Linked DNA regions of Mus musculus: region 1 is linked to region 2. The links are chromatin loops, found by intact Hi-C in ENCODE. Cell type or tissue: heart. All regions are shown on one strand. Each heading gives the region's core, and the rest is flanking DNA. Links, peaks and the distances in the headings are about the cores only.

Evidence for each region. Hi-C counts contacts between places; a loop is a spot of excess contacts. Peaks named below come from ENCODE experiments on the same cell type or tissue, not always from the same donor. Only the 100,000 strongest peaks of a DNase experiment are listed, where the experiment ranks them.
Region 1: it touches region 2 in a loop (6-fold over the local background); 14 of 42 quality-filtered maps call a loop at or near these places.

The regions. Positions count from the first base shown.
Region 1 is chr11:120,096,615-120,104,937 of GRCm38, reverse strand. Tepsin (TEPSIN, adaptor related protein complex 4 accessory protein) reads left to right here and starts at 6,207. Exons shown (of 13, transcript NM_183137.2): 1 at 6,207-6,312; 2 at 7,357-7,429; 3 at 7,969-8,060; 4 at 8,264-8,323. The coding sequence starts at 6,265. Ndufaf8 (NADH:ubiquinone oxidoreductase complex assembly factor 8) reads right to left here and starts at 6,004. Exons shown (of 3, transcript NM_001110242.1): 1 at 5,873-6,004; 2 at 5,680-5,790; 3 at 4,514-4,764. The coding sequence starts at 5,956. The coding sequence ends at 4,735. Slc38a10 (solute carrier family 38, member 10) reads left to right here. Exons shown (of 17, transcript NM_024249.5): 17 at 1-987. In heart, for the core only: a CTCF peak has its summit at 3,686 (motif pointing right); DNase peaks (open chromatin) are centred at 3,637 and 6,137; H3K4me3 peaks cover 2,895 bases; H3K27ac peaks cover 3,557 bases.
Region 2 is chr11:120,027,184-120,035,506 of GRCm38, reverse strand. The region is part of intron 1 of Aatk (apoptosis-associated tyrosine kinase); the gene reads left to right. Among named protein-coding and RNA genes, the nearest start is that of Aatk, 16 kb to the left of the region's middle. In heart, for the core only: a CTCF peak has its summit at 5,139 (motif pointing left); DNase peaks (open chromatin) are centred at 1,850, 5,096 and 5,722; H3K4me3 peaks cover 210 bases; H3K27ac peaks cover 1,593 bases; H3K27me3 peaks cover 518 bases.

The DNA.
Region 1 (8,323 bases), core at 27-8,026, 70 kb before region 2:
CCACCCTGATTGGAGGCCACGTTCTTATGTTCCCAGGGACTGGTATCTAAGTCCCTCATGATGAGTTGTGAAAGTCTAACCTGCCACCCCACCCCAGACATCACTTGCTCCAAGGCTACACCAAAGCACTCACTAGCCCGATTATGGTTTGGGTTTTGAGGCAGCCCAGGAAAGACAGTGCTAAGGTTCAGCTCCGACGCTTGTCTGTTCAGACTCACGGTCTGGCCAGAAGCAGTGCTGACAGCATGGCAGGCAACTTTGAAGTTGCCAGTCTTCCTCTAACTTGCAACCTGTGACAGCCAGATTTCACTGACTCCATAAGGTGGGAAACCTACAACAGGCATGTCTGTCTGCCCTGGGGTGGCCGGGGGGTGGGGGGTATGACTTGACTTGGGCTGGGGAAAGAGGCACACAGCTCCCCTGGTTTTTATCACCCACATTCTTCTGAAGGCTGATTATGAAACAAAAAAATAAAACGCCACTGACAAGTCTCGAGTCGAGTTGGTTTACCTGCAGGAAAACACATTCAGGGTCCTGGACGACACCAGACAGGCTGGAGGTCACGGGGACACGTGCCCCGGCCGAGTGCAGCTGGGAGACCAACAGGCTCCCATGCTGATCCCTGTTGTAGGGAGGAGGTTGCACGGTGAGTACAGGCTTGCCACCAGCAAGCCCTGGGATGTCTCATTTGCTGTTCTGTATCTGTGTGGCCTCAGACCCAGTCGAGCTGCCCTTTGTCAGCCAGTACTGCTGCCAGGGCATGCCCCTGTTGTCTTTGAGCAGAGAACAAGGTTATGTTTTGTCACTCTTTTGTCCAGTAAGGAGATTGAGGGACAATAACCTGGTTTGTCCCCAAGCCCTGGAACGAAGGGCCTGAAGGACCAGGAGCCTCAGTGGGGTCCTGTTTGGACCAGGCCATGCCCTAGTTAGTGTGCACGTTCTGCACCTCTTGAAATATATTTATTACAATTAAATTTTAGACTCATGTATGTGTATTAATGTTTCCTTTACCTATCTCTGCACCAGATGCATGCAGTGCCCTTGGATGTGAGAAGAGGGCATCAGGCTTCTTCCCATCCTTTCTGACTAAAACCAGTTCCAAATATCTGGTGGAAAGATGCCATCTGGCCTTGCCCTCAGATTGGAGCTCTTGTAACCTTGCTGGGACTGGTGCTTCCTCATAGCTTGATAGTCCTGAGGTCATTCTACTCTCCCTGGTCTCTGAGGATCTGTTTTAGAAGTAGGCAGGGCTGTCCTTGTCCTCAGCTCTTCCTCCTAGCTCTCCCCTCCAACCCTGCTGTCAGCCTTCAGGTGAGGGCATTTCTTATCTTAGAAAACACAAACCTAGCTGGGCGGAGGTGGCGCATGCCTTTAACCGCAGCACTTGAGAGACAGAGACAGGTGGATTTCTGAGTTCAAGGCCAGGGTTACACAGAGAAACTCTGTCTTGAACCATACACAGCCCCCCCCCCCCAATAAAACAAAACCCACAAACCTACAGATTAGGGGTGGGGGAGTTGCTGGTAAACTATAAAAATGCTGAGGTAGACAGTGTTTCCCCCAAGCTGGGCCCTGTAAAACCTGGGTCAGCAGCCTGCCAGTTCAGCTACTAGCTCTAGTGGGCACTGGGTCTAGTAGGTACCTGGTACAGGCAGGCTACTGGAATGTGATGCCTGCCCACAGATGCTGCTGCTGTAGAACAGTATGCAGGGCACAGAGTAAAACTCAAGCTCTCCAGAGAACAGAACTGGTGTAGGGATGGCGCACACCTGTAATCCCAGTACTCAGGAGGCAGAGGCATGGGTGGATGGATCTCTCTCCGAGTTTGATACCAGCCTGGCCTGCATAGTGAGTTCCAGGACAACTAAGGCTACACAGAGAAACTGTGGATCAAAAAACAACAATAAAAACACAGAACAAAACAGATTTCATCTGAGGCAGAGACATTTGCTGTGGTTCAGTGTGGTCTAAGATGCAGGGTTCCAAGTAGCAGAACCAGGAGGGAGTTTTAAGTGCTTAGAATACAAAGGTGGTGCACCAAAGTAACATTTGTCCAGTGAAGATTCAGCAGGAGGGCTTCACAATACTAGAACTTGACTGGTAACTCTGGGCTTCCAGGCTGTGAGGAATACATTTGCATTCTTTAAAAGCCCCTGATCTCAATATTCTGCTACAACAGCCCCAACTGACTGACTGCATGCTTGAGCAGAGTCAGTGCTGTGTGGCTGATACAGCCTTGGAAGCTGTCTCTATTGTAGCCAGTGAATGCATTCCCAGTTTGGAGGCCTGAGACTAGTGCAGGCACAAAGGCCTAAGGAGCATGCACAACTGTGGCCGGAGTACTTGAGGACACTGTCCTTTCTTCTGCTCAGCTTCAGTACCAGGGTTGCCTGGCCCATGTGAGCAGCCTAGCCAGAACTGCAGCACAAGCATGTGGTAGAGGGTTTCCATGGCCTGTTGGACAATGTTCAAAAGCATGCCTGCAGCGACCTACTTCCTGAAGTTTCTAGGACCTTCCAAAATAGAATCACTAGCTGGGGACCAAGGCTTCACGAACATTAGTCCATGGGATAAGGTCCGTGTGTATGAGAATAATATTCACATCATGAGAGAGCTGAAAGGCGTGGGCCCTGGAGGCCTGAGAGCCGAGCTGTCTGTAGGCCAGGGCTACGCAGGGCCGTGACCTGTCTGCTTCTTCGGGGTTACGATGGAAGATGGAGAGAGAACTTTTTGCCTCACAGATTTGAGGGAGCCTGAGTTCAGTGGGGCCCAAAGTTGGGAGTCTTCAGGGAGAAGATACAAGAAGCTACAGTCAATGAGCTTTCAAGAGAACTTGAAGATGACACTGGCAGGTTGGGCAGTCTGAGGAGGCTGGCCTTGGGCTGTAAACTCTTTTTTTTTTTTCTTTTTTGGTTTTTTGAGACAGGGTTTCTCTGTGTAGCCTTGGCTGTCCTGGGACTCACTTTGTAGACCAGGCTAGCCTCGAACTCAGAAATCCACCTGCCTCTGCCTCCCAAGTGCTGGGATTAAAGGCGTGCGCCACCACGCCTGGCTGGGCTGTAAACTCTTGAGAACATGGAGAAAATGTTTCTGACCTGTGGAGAACAATCTGCAATCCCTGGGCAATTAGACCAACATCTGGTCTGTTGAGACCCAGCACCACCCTGTCCATTGAGACAGAATCTAGCTGCTCTGGGTCATAGTAAGAGCCAAGAAGTCGTGTCTTGAGATGGACTCAAGAATCTATCAAACATGGGTTTTCTAGAAGCTGAAGAGATGGCCTAACAGTTGAAAAGCACTTGTTGCTCTTAAAGAGGACCCAGGTTTAAATCCCAGCATCCACATGGCAGCTCACAATGATCTGTTCCAGTTCCAGGGGACCCAACACCTTTGTGCCCTCCTGCCCACCAGTGTACTTATATGCATGCAGCCACAAGACCTGTACACATTGAATAAATAAATCTTAAGCTAAAAAACCTGGGTTTCCCCACATGGGCAGGCCGGTTTCAGAAGTAGCAGTTAGGTGCCACATGGAGGCACAGATTGGGGCATGGCATGTAGGGCTTGACAGTCCCTGGCCCAAGCCCTGTTCCCAGGATCCAGGGTTCTGAGGCAGGTACAAACTGTCAAGGACAGCATGACCTCCACACCTAAGAAACGGGACTGAGTAGTTCCCATGTTTCCCAGCAGGTGGCACTCACACACAGAATCCTTCTGCACTCTGAACTTGTTTCAAGCCCACTGTGTGAAGGAAGGGGAAGAAAGAATGAAGGCTGGGAGCCATCGTTCATGACAGGATGCAGGGATGGCTGTCCCCCCACTGAAGGTCCAAAGATAACGTCCTTGTTGGCTTTTGTCTAGAAAAGCCTCTGCCCAGTTCCTGAGCAGCATCCACAGGGCACTTCTCATTGTGTAGGCTTGTTCCCTTATGCTGTTGCCGTGGTTACCTCTGGTGTGCCTTACTCTGTCAGGCCAGGGGCATGATGAGCCAGACTTAGACTAAATACTTTTGATGAGAATAGTAGGGGTTTTTGTTTTACAATTTAGATGTACGTTTTGCCTGTATGTCTGTGTACCACATGTTTGCCTGGTTCCTGCAGAGGCCAGAAGTGGGTGCTGGATCCCCTGGAACTGGAGTTAAAGATGGTTGTGAGGTGCCATGTCAGTGCTAGCAACTGAACTAAAAGAGTAACATGTGCTTTTAACTGTTGAACAATCTCTCCAGCCCAAGGTGAGAACAGGGTTTTGGTTTATTTTGTTGTTGTTTGTTGTTTTGTTTGTTTTGAGATGGTTGACTCTGTGTAACAAGCCCTGGCTGTCCTAAACTTGCTTTGTAGACCAGGCTGGCCTCAAACTCCTAAGAGATCCACCTGTCTCTGCCTGCTGAGTGCTGGGATTAATGGTGTGCACCACCACACCCAGCTGAGAGCAGAGTTCTATGGTCCAGACCTGCCACCTTTGTGGGGTGGGGGTGCAGGTGTCCTCTGAATACATTGTCCTTGGGAGAGACCAGTTCCTTATACCATGCTTTATATATAAAAGTCTGAAACTATACAAAATTAAATCATCTTCATGTTACATCTCAACCAAATCCAGATCCTCATGTACACACTGCCGGGAAACAGCCCTGCCCTGCCTGCCCATGGTTCAGGGTGGGAGGAACCATTACACAGCAGGAACTCTGCTGCCCATATGCGTGCTGTCAGGACAGGGCCTCCACGCCCACCGCTCTTCCTAGGAGCCTCCCATCATGGTCTTCTTGGCCTGGAAGAGAAAGCATTTTGTTTCAGTGACTTATTTCCAGTTTAGATATGGCTTAAAGCAAGACATCTACCACATCAAATGCCACCTTATCCCAACCACGCTAAAGAACTGAGATGCTAGTGTGTCTCGGGGGGTCCCAGCCTGGGCTCACCTACAGAGGACGCCTGGCCCCTGTGACTGAGAGTTTCTGTTATGAGATGGGCAGGGATGGAGGGGGAACCACAGGGGGGTGCCTTTATCTGGTCCAGGCAAAGCAGCAGATGGAGTCACACAATTCTGGTCAGCCACAGAGAGGGTGGCAGGGACAGCAGAAACTCTGAGCATTAGGAGTGTGTTTAGGGTTTCAATGACAGCTGCTGGCCACCAACCACAAGAGTAAAGGCTTGTGTCAAGTTAGAAGGAACAAGAAAAGCGCAACACCTGACGACTGAACAGCCTCTGCCGGGAAACCAAAGGCTGTATGTAGGTGAGGCTGGGCTGTAGTCAACTCAAACACTGCTCCTCATTCCCGCCGAGGCTACTGTGGACCTGCTTCTGATGCAGTGTGTCTGTCACCCTGGGTTCTTAACCACCGACCCTAGCTCTAGTGGAGGGGTCATGGGCAAAAAGGCCAGGATCAAGAACCCAAGCGGCTCTCAGCATCGCTTCCGTGCTGCAGGGAGAACCTGCTGCGGACCTTGCACTTTACTCCTCGGGGACAGGGTGCGTCAGGGGTGCGTGCCTAGCAGGACACTGCCCTGGCATCTAGCAGGAATTGCTGGGAGAAACCAAGTGGAGCTGGGGTCGGTCTCATCGGGTTGCCCATCGGCAAGACGCCAACAGCTAACTGGAGGCCCTGTCCCCTTGTCACTGGAGTTGCTTGGCGGAAAAGAGGACGCCAGACAGAGATGACGTAGCAGGGACACGCCCACCTACCGCGGCGGCGAAGCAGCTCCGCAGGGCCTCGAACTCGCGAACGCAGAGGTCCTTACTCAGGCGGCCTCCTGGGGCGGTGGACGCCTGCACGCACTTGCCATAAGCCGAGGCCTGAGGGAAGACGGGACAGTACAGGGACCTGACCCGAGTCGCCACCCATCCCGCTTCCGCTTCCGCTCCGTTCGCTCCGTACCTCAGCTCCACAGGCCGCCAGATGCTCGGGGAAGGCTCGGAAACGGCTCCGCACACGCCCCCACACCGCTCCGTTCACAGACATGAGCGGTCCTTTTAGGCTCTCGAGGGCGCCGCCATCTTGGGCCCTGCCTCTTCCGGAGTCGAACGCGTGAACATCCGGACTCTCCGCCTATCCTATTTTCTGGTTGGTCAGAGTCACAGTCCTGTGCTTCTGTAATTGGTCGCCGTTCTTGTCCGTCTCTTGCTGAGACTTTGGATTGGCTGAGACGCAGATGTTCCCGCCTTCGTGCCCGCCCCTTGCGAGCGATTGGTCGGGGGAGCGAGAGGAGCGCGACGATTGGAGGATCGAAGCCTGGCGGAAGCGGGGCAGTTTGGGAGGTTACCTGGACCATGGCAGCTGTGCCGCCCCTGCGGGACCGCTTGAGCTTCTTGCATAGGGTGAGTGAAACTCGCCGGGTGTGCTGACCTCCGGCGCCCGGGAACCTCGCTAGATTAGCGGGGACAGACACTGTCCAGCAGCTGCCGAGAATGAGTGTGCCTGCCGTGATAGCAGAAGGTTAACCCCAAGGGCGGCGGGCGATCTCCAGCGGGGCCCATCGGCTCTCCCCAGGCTTCATTTCAGAAGATCCTGGAAGCTCGTACATCTCTGGGGGACAGGGGGCATCTGGAAGGCCATAGCCACGGGGTGGCGAGAGCGGAGCCTGCTGCCAGCTGTTGACTGCAATAAATTGATTGCCTTGAGCTTTCTGACTGGATCTTGAGGGCACTGAGTGGCCCCAGGGACCCTTCTTAGGCTTTTAAGAGTCCCTGCTACAAGAGATCAGATCACTCAAGTCTGGGACAAGATCTGAAGTACTGAACTGTGCAGCTCCCTCCCTACAGATCCCCTTGAAGGCACTGTAGACAAATAGCACGGTGAAGACATACTTGTCTTAAATGTTCCTAAACCTCGCCCTCTCATCCAGATACTGATGGATGAGATGAGGTGTTCCCAGATTTCAACCAAGTAAACACCATAGGCTTGCAGGGACACGCAAGGAAGTAAGTAAGCAAGCACAACCAAGCTGATTCATGACTCAATAAGATGGAAGTTTGCTATCTTCAAGGAACCTTAAAGTCCCCAAGCTGAGCGGTTCTCACTCTTTGGGTCTGTACCCAGTAGTCTCACCCATCCAATGCACAGAAAGCCCTGAGATTCTTTCTGTTGCTGTTACTTAGTGTAGGAGGCAGGGGCTGAACCTCATCTTGACCTCGTTAGAGAACCTTTGTTGATTTTCCTCTTTCCCGGGTCACTCCTCCATGCCAGAGCAGAGCCTGTTTGCAGCTCTGCTTTGTGGCCCTTAGGGTGACTGTGGCCCTGCCCAGACTCTCTCCTGGGCAGTTTTAGCCCCAGTCAGCATGAGGCTTGCTTCCATTCCCTTCAGTGGCTGGGACCTACCCTGTCTAAGATGGCAGCTCACCATGGCCCTCATTCCCCTACAGCTCCCCATCCTGTTGAAGGGGACCTCAGATGATAGCATCCCATGTCCAGGCTACCTGTTTGAAGAGATCGCCAGTATCCTTCTGCACTGTTCCCATTGGTGGGTTTAGTGTTTAGTACGGAGGGGATCCTGACATAGCAGGAAGGGATACTGCATCAGGGTGGGGTTTTCTGCTATTCCAGGAGCACTGACAACTTCTTTTTTTGGATTTTCGAGACAGGGTTTCTCTGTGTAGCCCTGGCTGTCCTGGAACTCACTTTGTAGACCAGGCTGGCCTCGAACTCAGAAATCTGCCTGCCTCTGCCTCCCAAGTGCTGGGATTAAAGGCGTGTGCCACCACCGCCCGGCTCACAGACAACTTCTTTTTCCTACTATCCAGATGTGTGTGGCAGTAGGATTTGGGGGAAACACCAAGAACTGCAATACCAATAGTGTAGAGACCAGGACACCCTAAAAGTTCCAGGGCTGGTTAAACCAAAGCCTGTGGGAGTGGTCTTCATAGAGTGAGACCTGAGAAGGCCCTCGGTCACAGGAGGGCAAGTCTGTCTCAGCCAGTAGATCCTTCCTGATATGGCCTGTGTCAACCTGCTTCCCTAACCCAAATGACCCTCAGAGATTTCCCACGAGTCACTAGGCAGCAGCCAGTGCCTGCTGGAGTACCTCCTGAACCGTCTGGACAGCAGCTCCGGCCACGTGAAGCTCAAGGTGAGTCTCTGGATGGCAGGCAGAAGGTGAGGCCTCAGTTCCTGAGGCCAGGTCGTGGGGGAGGGGTGCTTAACTGCACCACAGCAACTCTCAGCCCCGCAGCCGCTGCCAGCCCCGCAGCAACTCTCAGCCAGCCCCGCAGCCACCACCGGCCCCGCAGCCACTGCGCCCGGTGACTCTGTGACTCTGTGAATCCTCCTTAGGTGCTAAAGATCTTGCTTTACCTGTGTGGTCATGGCTCTTCCTCCTTCCTCCTCATCCTC
Region 2 (8,323 bases), core at 176-8,175:
GCACTTGCGCTCTCTCTCCCACTGTGCCCTACTCTGCCCCCTAAGACACTGCCTAAGACCCCCTAGAGCCTCCACGTAGCCTTTGTGGGCTTCGTATCTGGTGGTCTTAGCCCTATCACTTGCTGGCAGAAGTCCCTGGGATAGGTTCTCCAGGTTCTGGGCCCAAGGAAAGGCCTGTGCAGGGCAGGAGTCTATGGATCCCAAAGTGGAGCACGGGAACCAGCTTTACTCTCGGCCAATGGCAGCTCAGCTGAGGCACCTGCACCCGGGTATCGAGTGCGGCAGGGGTGGGGTGGGCAGAGGGCTGCTTGGAGACCCTAAGGTGGGGGTTGAATGTTATTCTTGGGTTCGTTACAGAAGAGACTGACAGCATTAGGGCTGCGGGGTTGGAATAACTTACACACCCCTTGATTCCAAGTGGCTTGCACTCAGCTGCCAATGTGAAACCTGAGGAATGAAGCCGCCAGTTTTCTGCCGTTGTCCATCTCTGGGATGCTTCCTCATTTTCTGTTTCCAGTACTTGTGGTTGGTAGTTACACAGCCCTACATCCTGTCCCGTGCTTCATGTTGCAAGGTGCAGTTGATCCAGATGAAGATGTGTGTCCACAGAGTAGAGCTGGATGAGTTTTGGCTTCCTCCCATCCCCTTTTTCTCCTCTTATCTTCACTCCTCTCCTCCCTCTCCTTCTCTCCCTCCCCCCTTTTCTTCCTCTCCCTCCCCCTCCTCCTCTCCCTTCTTCTCCCCCTCCTCCCCTTCTCCTCCCCTTCCCTTTCCCCTCCTCCCCTTCCTCCTCTCCCTCTCCTTCCTCCCCTTCCTCCTCTCCCTCCTCTCCCTCTCCTTCCTCCCCTTCCTCCTCTCCCTCCTCCTTCCTCCCCTTCCTCCTCTCCCTCCTCCTTCTTCCCCTTCCTCCTCTCCCTCCTCCTTCCTCTCCTTCCTCCGCCCCTCCCCTCCTTTCTTCTTTTTCTCCTCCCTCTCCTCTTCCTCCTCCCCCTCCTCCTCTGGCTCCTCCCCTCCCCTTCCCCTTCTTGTGTCGGGGGTTGAGTCAGGCCTCCCCTGTGCTCTCTGCCACTGACCTGCACCAGCATCTCTGGTTTGTGTTAGGCAGAGCCTTGCTGTGCAGGGGCTTAGCCTTAAAACCTTTGTCCCCCTGCCTGCCCCTGCTTCCCAAGTGCGAGGATTGCAGATGCAAACCACCACACCCTGCTTTTACATCTTCTGCTGTAGCCACTCCAATTATTTGACTGTGCACGTGTTTATATGTTCTTGTGTGTGTGCACACATGTGTGTGGAGGCCAGAGACTAACGTGGAGTGTCTTCCACAGTCATTCTCAGCCCAGTTTCCAGACAGGGTCCCCCTGAACCCGATGCTCACTGATGTGATTAGGCTGTCTGGCCAGCAGACCTCAGGAAGCCTCCTGCCTCTGCCTTTCCAGTGCAGGGATAACAGGAGTGTTTTTATTAAAAAAAAAAAAAAACAAAAACAAAAAAAAACAAGCATACTTAAGAGAATCAGATCCAATTTTTGCTTCTGTGGTTTTTAGTTAGACATTTAACATTCTGTCTTCCCTGAGGAAGCTGGGCTGAGACGCAGCTCATTTGTCTAGCAGTTGGTGAGTTTGTGTGAGGCCCTGGGTTCCTCCTCAGTGCTGCTGAACACCCATACCCTGCCCCCAGCATTCCCTCTTTTCTGTGATCCACTTAGACACTCTGTGTGGTCCAGGCACAGGAGGTTTCCGTAGCCAATGCTGCAGCAAGGGCTGGCCTCTCTGCTTTAGGCCTGACTGGCTATTCCCCATTTGATCCTCTTGAATGGGAGCCTGTGTCATGTGACAGGACAAGCTCCCCATCTTACACCCTTCCTTTTTAAGGGGTACAGATGTGTGTGACTGACTACCTCTGCAGTCTTCCTTAGGGGACATTCTGATCTCAGTCCTTCTGTCTCCACAGCCCGCAGACTGCAGCAGCGCTTCATGGGGAGAGTTCAAGGGTCACCCATGAGCCCTGAGGGTGACCATATGGGCACCCTCTTTCTGGGTGCTGACCACAGGACCCCCTTAGCTCCAGCTCCTGTTTATTCCTTTGCTTAGCCATGCCCATCTTGGGGGCACTTAGAGGAATACTTTAGGGTGTAGTCCAGGCTGAGTCTATGTGCAGGCCCAGTTACCAAGGCTGCACAAGGCAAAAAGGAGGGTTATCCCTGCATCACTGATGAGGGTCCTCAGCTGTTACTTGAGGGTGTTCCATGCCCCTGGAGGGGATGGATATGCCAGTCACTGGAAGTGAGCTTGTCTGACAAAAAGGGATACAAGGAGAACCTTGTATCACTAGCGGGGAGTCTTCTGTTACTTGAAGAGTGTCTCACCTCACTGGAAGGAAGACTTGGTTACTGGAGAAGGGCCTGACATCATGGGAAGACAATCTGGAGTCACTGCAGGGGTACTTTGTATCAGCCTCATGTCACTGGCGTGAAGCCTTGCATCAGTACAGATGAGAACGCCATCACTGTGGGGACTTTTGTGTCACTGGAGAAGACAGACCTTTGTTACTGAAGGGGTATCTTACGTCATGGGAAGCGGTGCTTCATCTCATGTGGGTGGGGTGGTAGTCTTGTGTCTTTGGAGGGACAGCCCTTTGTCACTGGATAGGTTCCATGGATGCCAGAAACCACTTCCAAGGGACCCCAGGGCTCTGAGGTGCTTTCCATTTCTGGCAGCCCCCTGGCACCTGCCTTGGCACGAGGGTAGAGGGGGCTGGAGGAGGCATGCTCCGACTTCCCACATCTGGCTGGCGTTCACTCTAGGCGTACTCTGGTATAGGGAAGAGCAGCTCAATCTGTGCCCCGGCTCGAGGCTCACACTCACCCTGATGCACATGGGCGTGCCCGAAGACCCAAAGCCTCTGCAGACCCTGAAGGTCAAGGGCGAGAAAGCTGAGACTCCAATAGTGAAAGACTTACCTTTCTACAGTGGCCATGACCATACCAGCCTCCCCTCTCTGGTCCCTAACTGGCACAGTTTAATGTGCAGGTTGCCTTCCACAGTCCTGGGGAAAGGCGTGGATGTGGAGTCTCCACAGAGAATTCTGTGATACAAAGAACAGCCACGGTGAACCTGGTCCTAGGGAGAAATCAGGCAGAGCTCAATGATGAGCAGGCGAGACACCCCTCCCTGGATGGAGGTCCCAGGGGATGTGCCTGTGTCTGGGTGGGTGGCCGGATTCTTCAGCTCTGTATTCCTGTCATCGGCATGTTATAAACATCTGTGAGGCTGCTTGTGCCAGGAGCTCAGTATAAACAGGCAAAGTTCACAGACGGTGGATGGGTAGCCAGGTCCCCAACTCTAAGCAGCTGGCCCGTGCATATCTGCTAATCCTTCACGCAGTACTGAGGAGACAGAGGTCACAGAGCCCTGGAGGAAGTCACTCCGTGCACAGCCCCTTGTTTTCTGGGGGGCTCCTGGTTTAGGCTCTAAGTCAAGCCCCTTCCCTCACTGCTTGGGGCTTCACTGAAGAGAGGAGGGTGAGGGTGAGGCTCCCTCAGCAGAGTTGCTCCAGGGCCCAGGGGGACCAACAGAAGCCTTGGCCTCAGGTAAGGCAATAGGGCTTTCAGTGTGGGAGACTGAGGTACAGGTCAGGCCCAGGTGATGTTGAAGGATGACATGTTGAAGGGTGACATGTTTTCATTGCTCAGAGGAAGGCGGGGGTGGGGGGAGGGCAGCTCTGGTAATAAGAGGTCCTCCCCTCAGGACAGGAAGGCCGAGCTTAAGTCCCTATGGTGGGAAGTAGCTGACCCTATGTATTTTGGGCCCCAGCAACCAACCTTGGTCCCACCTACCTACCCTTTCCAGCTTGGCAGTTTCCTGGCTGGTGGACTCCGGGTAGAATCACACTTGATGGAGTTGACTTATCCCATCCTGTAGAAGGCAGGTGGGTATCCATCTGCCCTCTGACCAGGGACCTCTCTGTCACCTATGAAAAGATGTGGAGAGGGCTGGCGAGATGGCTCAGTGGGTAAGAGCACCCGACTGCTCTTCCAAAGGTCCGGAGTTCAAATCCCAGCAACCACATGGTGGCTCACAACCATCCGTAATGAGACCTGACTCCCTCTTCTGGAGTGTCTGAAGACAGCTATAGTGTACTTACATATAATAAATAAATAAATCTTAAAAAAAAAAAAAAAAAGAAAAGAAAAGATGTGGAGAATCCAGCAGCCAAACAGCCTTTAGGTTTTTTTGTTTTGTTTTGTTTAAAAAGAATTATTTATTTGATGTATATGAGTACACTGTAGCTGTCTTCAGACACACCAGAAGAGGGCATCAGAAAATACAGATGGCTGTGAGCCACAATGTGGTTGCTGGGAATTGAACTCAGGACCTCTGGAAGAGCAGACAGTGCTCTCAATTGCTGAGCCATCTCTCCAGCCCCCAAACAGCCTTCTGTATACTTTTCTTGAGGGGACCGTGGAACAGATGGAAAGAGACAACCACAGTGGCCAGGGGCCCTGAGGCACAGGAGGCTTCTTGAAGGGGACAAAGTTTCCTATAGTTAAAGTGTATCCTAAACACCGTCCCCTGGAGCCATGAATGGTGTCACTGGGCTGACGGAGCAACTAGCACCAGCCAGCAAACCCTGGCCTCGTGCAGGTCTGGGAGCACTGCCTCTCCCCAGGGCCTCAGAGGAGCCTATCAGAGAAGGAACTGCGTTCTGGGAGCCAGCTGCCACTCTGTGGGGTCTCTGGCTTTCCTTCTTGTTTGAAGGCAGTGTCTGGGAGCCAGGTCCAGGAAGTTTTGTGACAGGGCCATAGAATGGGGGATCCTGGAGACATCAGGTCTGACAGAAAGGTTACATAGAGCAGGTGACCACACAGGTGGTCTGAAGCCTGGCACGACTGGGACCCAGAACAGAGTCACCTCCCAGCAGCCTAGGCTGGTTGTGAGGATGCTGGGGGAACGACTACACCTCGACCTTTGCCCTCCAGCAGGCCACCTCCCTGGTGTGCCCATGTATTAGCTGCTGGGGTTGCGCCCAGCCTGAGGTGGCCTTCTGGTTCCTCCACACCCTTGCCAAGGAGTTGGGAGTCTCTGGACCCCACTCAGCAATTACTGTAAAATGCCCAGGGATCGCCATCTGGTGGCAGAAGTGGGTCATCTGCGGTGACCTAAATTGGGTATGTGCTATGAAGAGACCTGGGTGGCCTGTTGGCCCCCTGATTTTCTGGACTCTAGGCTAGTCAAAACGTGGAGATGTGGGTTTGGACAGGGACTCACAGGTTGGAACAGGACCATGTTGGGTAGAGCTGTACAGCCAGGACCAGATCAAAGCCACGTTCACTTTTGGGGGTTTCTGACTGCACTGCAGGTGCCTGCCCGTCCTTTTCCCCCAGCCTCCGTCCTTAATTCCTCTTGTGCCTCAGCTGGCCCCGTGTTTCCAGACAGTGGCCGAGTGCAGAATGAGCCTGAGGGCTTGAGGGGTGTGTCCGGCCCAGCTAATAAGCATGTGACCTGAGAGGCACACTTCTGTCCAGAACCTTCCAGGCAGCAACAGAGTGTCTGCCTAGCATTCAAACAGAAGGGAAGGGGGTGGGAGAGGCCCGAACCATGCTCACATCAGCACTGGCTGCCGGCCAGCCTGACCCGTCACACTGTGAGTGTTGCTGGGAGCTCTAGTCCAATCAGGGCCTGGTATACCTGCCCTGCTGCCAAGGTTGGTCTGCCTGTTTATGGGTACCTTCTCCTCCCCATGTGGCCTGTCCTGTGTCACCTGGGAGGCAAAGAGGATCTGAGGAATGTGCTCACCTCTGAGGCTTCCCTCCCCTGAGAAGGGCCACATGTTTATTTTCAATGGCTTCCCTGACAACTGGGGTCAAAAGGTTAAGGTCAATCCCATTGGTTGACAGCAAAGGGTCAAAGGGCCACCACCCATGGAGCTATGGGAAGATCTACCAATATCTGCAAAGTCTCCTTGGCCAGGCTAAGCAGGTGACACAGCTGCAGGCCAGAGGGAGAAGCAAGTGGGCAGCCTTGGGGTCACTCTGACAACCGCAAGTACACTCCCACCAAACCTGGGCCTCCTGAGACACAAAGGCAGTCACTACCCAAACACGGTTCAATTTCTGGAAAATCTCAGCATCTGGGGGTTGGGGGTAACATGAGTAGCTAAGAGATCCTGGGCAGGTGGCACACATCTTTGATCCCAACACTCGGGAGGCAGAGGCAGAGAGGCAGGCGATCTCTGAGTTCGAGGCCAGCCTGGTCTACAGAGTGGGTTCCAGGACAGCAAAAGCTACATAGAGAAACGTTGTCTTTGGGAAAACAAAGCCAACCAATCAACAGCAATAAGAATAGAGAGGAGAGGGGGCTGGAGAGATGGCTCAACAGTTAAGAGCGCTAACTGCTCTTCTAGAGGTCCTGAGTTCAATTCCCAGCAACCACATGGTGGCTCACAGCCCTCTGTAATGGGATCTGATGCCATCTTCTGGTGTGTTTGAAGACAGCGACAGTGTACATAAAATAAATAAATCTTTAAAAAAAAAAAAAGAATAGAGAGGAGAGGGCTGGCTGACACCGCACAGTGGAGGGGATCGCCCAGCTCCCATCAGACAGGCCTCAGCAGTACAGGAGTGGCACCAACATGGCTGCTCCCGGGAGCTGAGTGATGTGGAGTTTGGAGCTTGTAGTGGATCTGGGTGCTTGCAGACAAGACTGATGACAGAAATCTTAACGAAAGTGTTTTTGGACACCCACCCCATGGTAAGGTCCCACTCCTATGCAAATGTGGCTTTGTGTAATGATTCCTGACCACATCCCCCAGCCAAGTCCTGCGAGGGAGTGTGGGAGATGGACGGCCAGGGTGGGGGCGCCTGTGAACTGGGCCTCTCAGGGCAACAACTAGCATAGGACTGGGTAGGAGGCACTAATGACCTCAGCGGAGCCAAGGCCTCAGTGTGGTTAATGTTTAAAGCGCTTCCTAAGACACAGGGAGAACCGCGAAGGCATGCACACACTTTCTGTTTTATTCAGTGTGACGGTTTAGAATGGGCGGTCAGCTTGATGGTGGGCAGGGCCGTCCTGTCAGCATGCCCTAGCTGGGCGTGGTTTTCTGTCTGTGCTCCTGAGCCCGGGTGGAATTGCAGGCCGCCCACTACAGAGACTTAGATTTGTAAGGCCTGCTTATACAGTGATGCTTCCAACCCAAACCGAGGCCCTGTCGCTCTCAGTGTCCAGAGACAGGATGGTGCCTGGTACTCAGTGTTGTGACTTGTGTGAACCACAGCACAGCATCACCTGCCTTTCACCTCTACCCTTTCCTACAGAGCCTTGGTCCCAGGCCAAGGGCCATGGCTTTTCCATCCCCATCTCTACCCATGTCAGCTAAAGATGTTGGGCCTAGCTCTCTTGGTGTTAGTGCCAGGGAATGTCTGGGGGCCGGGCCAACCCCGAATCATACTTGAGGTGCTGCACGGTCCTCTCATGCATCTAGCTCTCCCTTCCCTTTCCATTTATTTATTTATTTTGGTTTTTTGAGACAGAGTTAAGACCAGGCTGTAGATCTGCCTGCCTCTGTCTCTCGAGCTCTGGAATTAAAGGCGTGCGCCACCATTGCCTGGCCTAGCTTTTCCTTTTCCTTTTTCCTTTTCCTTTTCCTTTTCCTTTTCCTTTTCCTTTTCCCTTTCCCTTTCCCTTTCCCTTTCCCTTTCCCTTTCCCTTTCCCTTTTCTTTTCTTTTCTTTTCTTTTCTTTCCTTCCTTCCTTCCTTTCTTCCTCTCTCTCTCTTTCATATTCATATATACATATACATATACATATACATATACATATACATATACATATACATATACATATACATATACATATACATATACATATACATATACATATACATATACATATACATATACATATACATATACATATACATATACATATACATACAGTGTAGCTGTCTTCAGACTAACCAGAAGAGGGCATCGGATCCCATCACAGATGGTTGTGAGCCACCATGTGGTTGCTGGGAATTGAGCTCAGGACCTCTGAAAGAGCAGTTAGTGTTCTTAACTGCTGAGCCATCTCTCCCGAACCATCTGCCTTTCCTTTCTTTAACCAATCACTTTGCATGATCTCTATGGTTCCTAGGCCTCAGTGGCACTTAGTTGGGACCCAGGATGGAGCCAGTTTGGATAACTTCTGTGTTTGCGGGTTGTGGTTGGCTTTAGTCAGTCTGGGAGGAGGGTCCCTGGGGCTCCCCTGGTGCAGGTGGGCTTCAGAAACCCAGGTACACATGCAGATTTGAGAGTTTAAGAGCATTCCTGGCTGTGTGGTTCTGGCCAT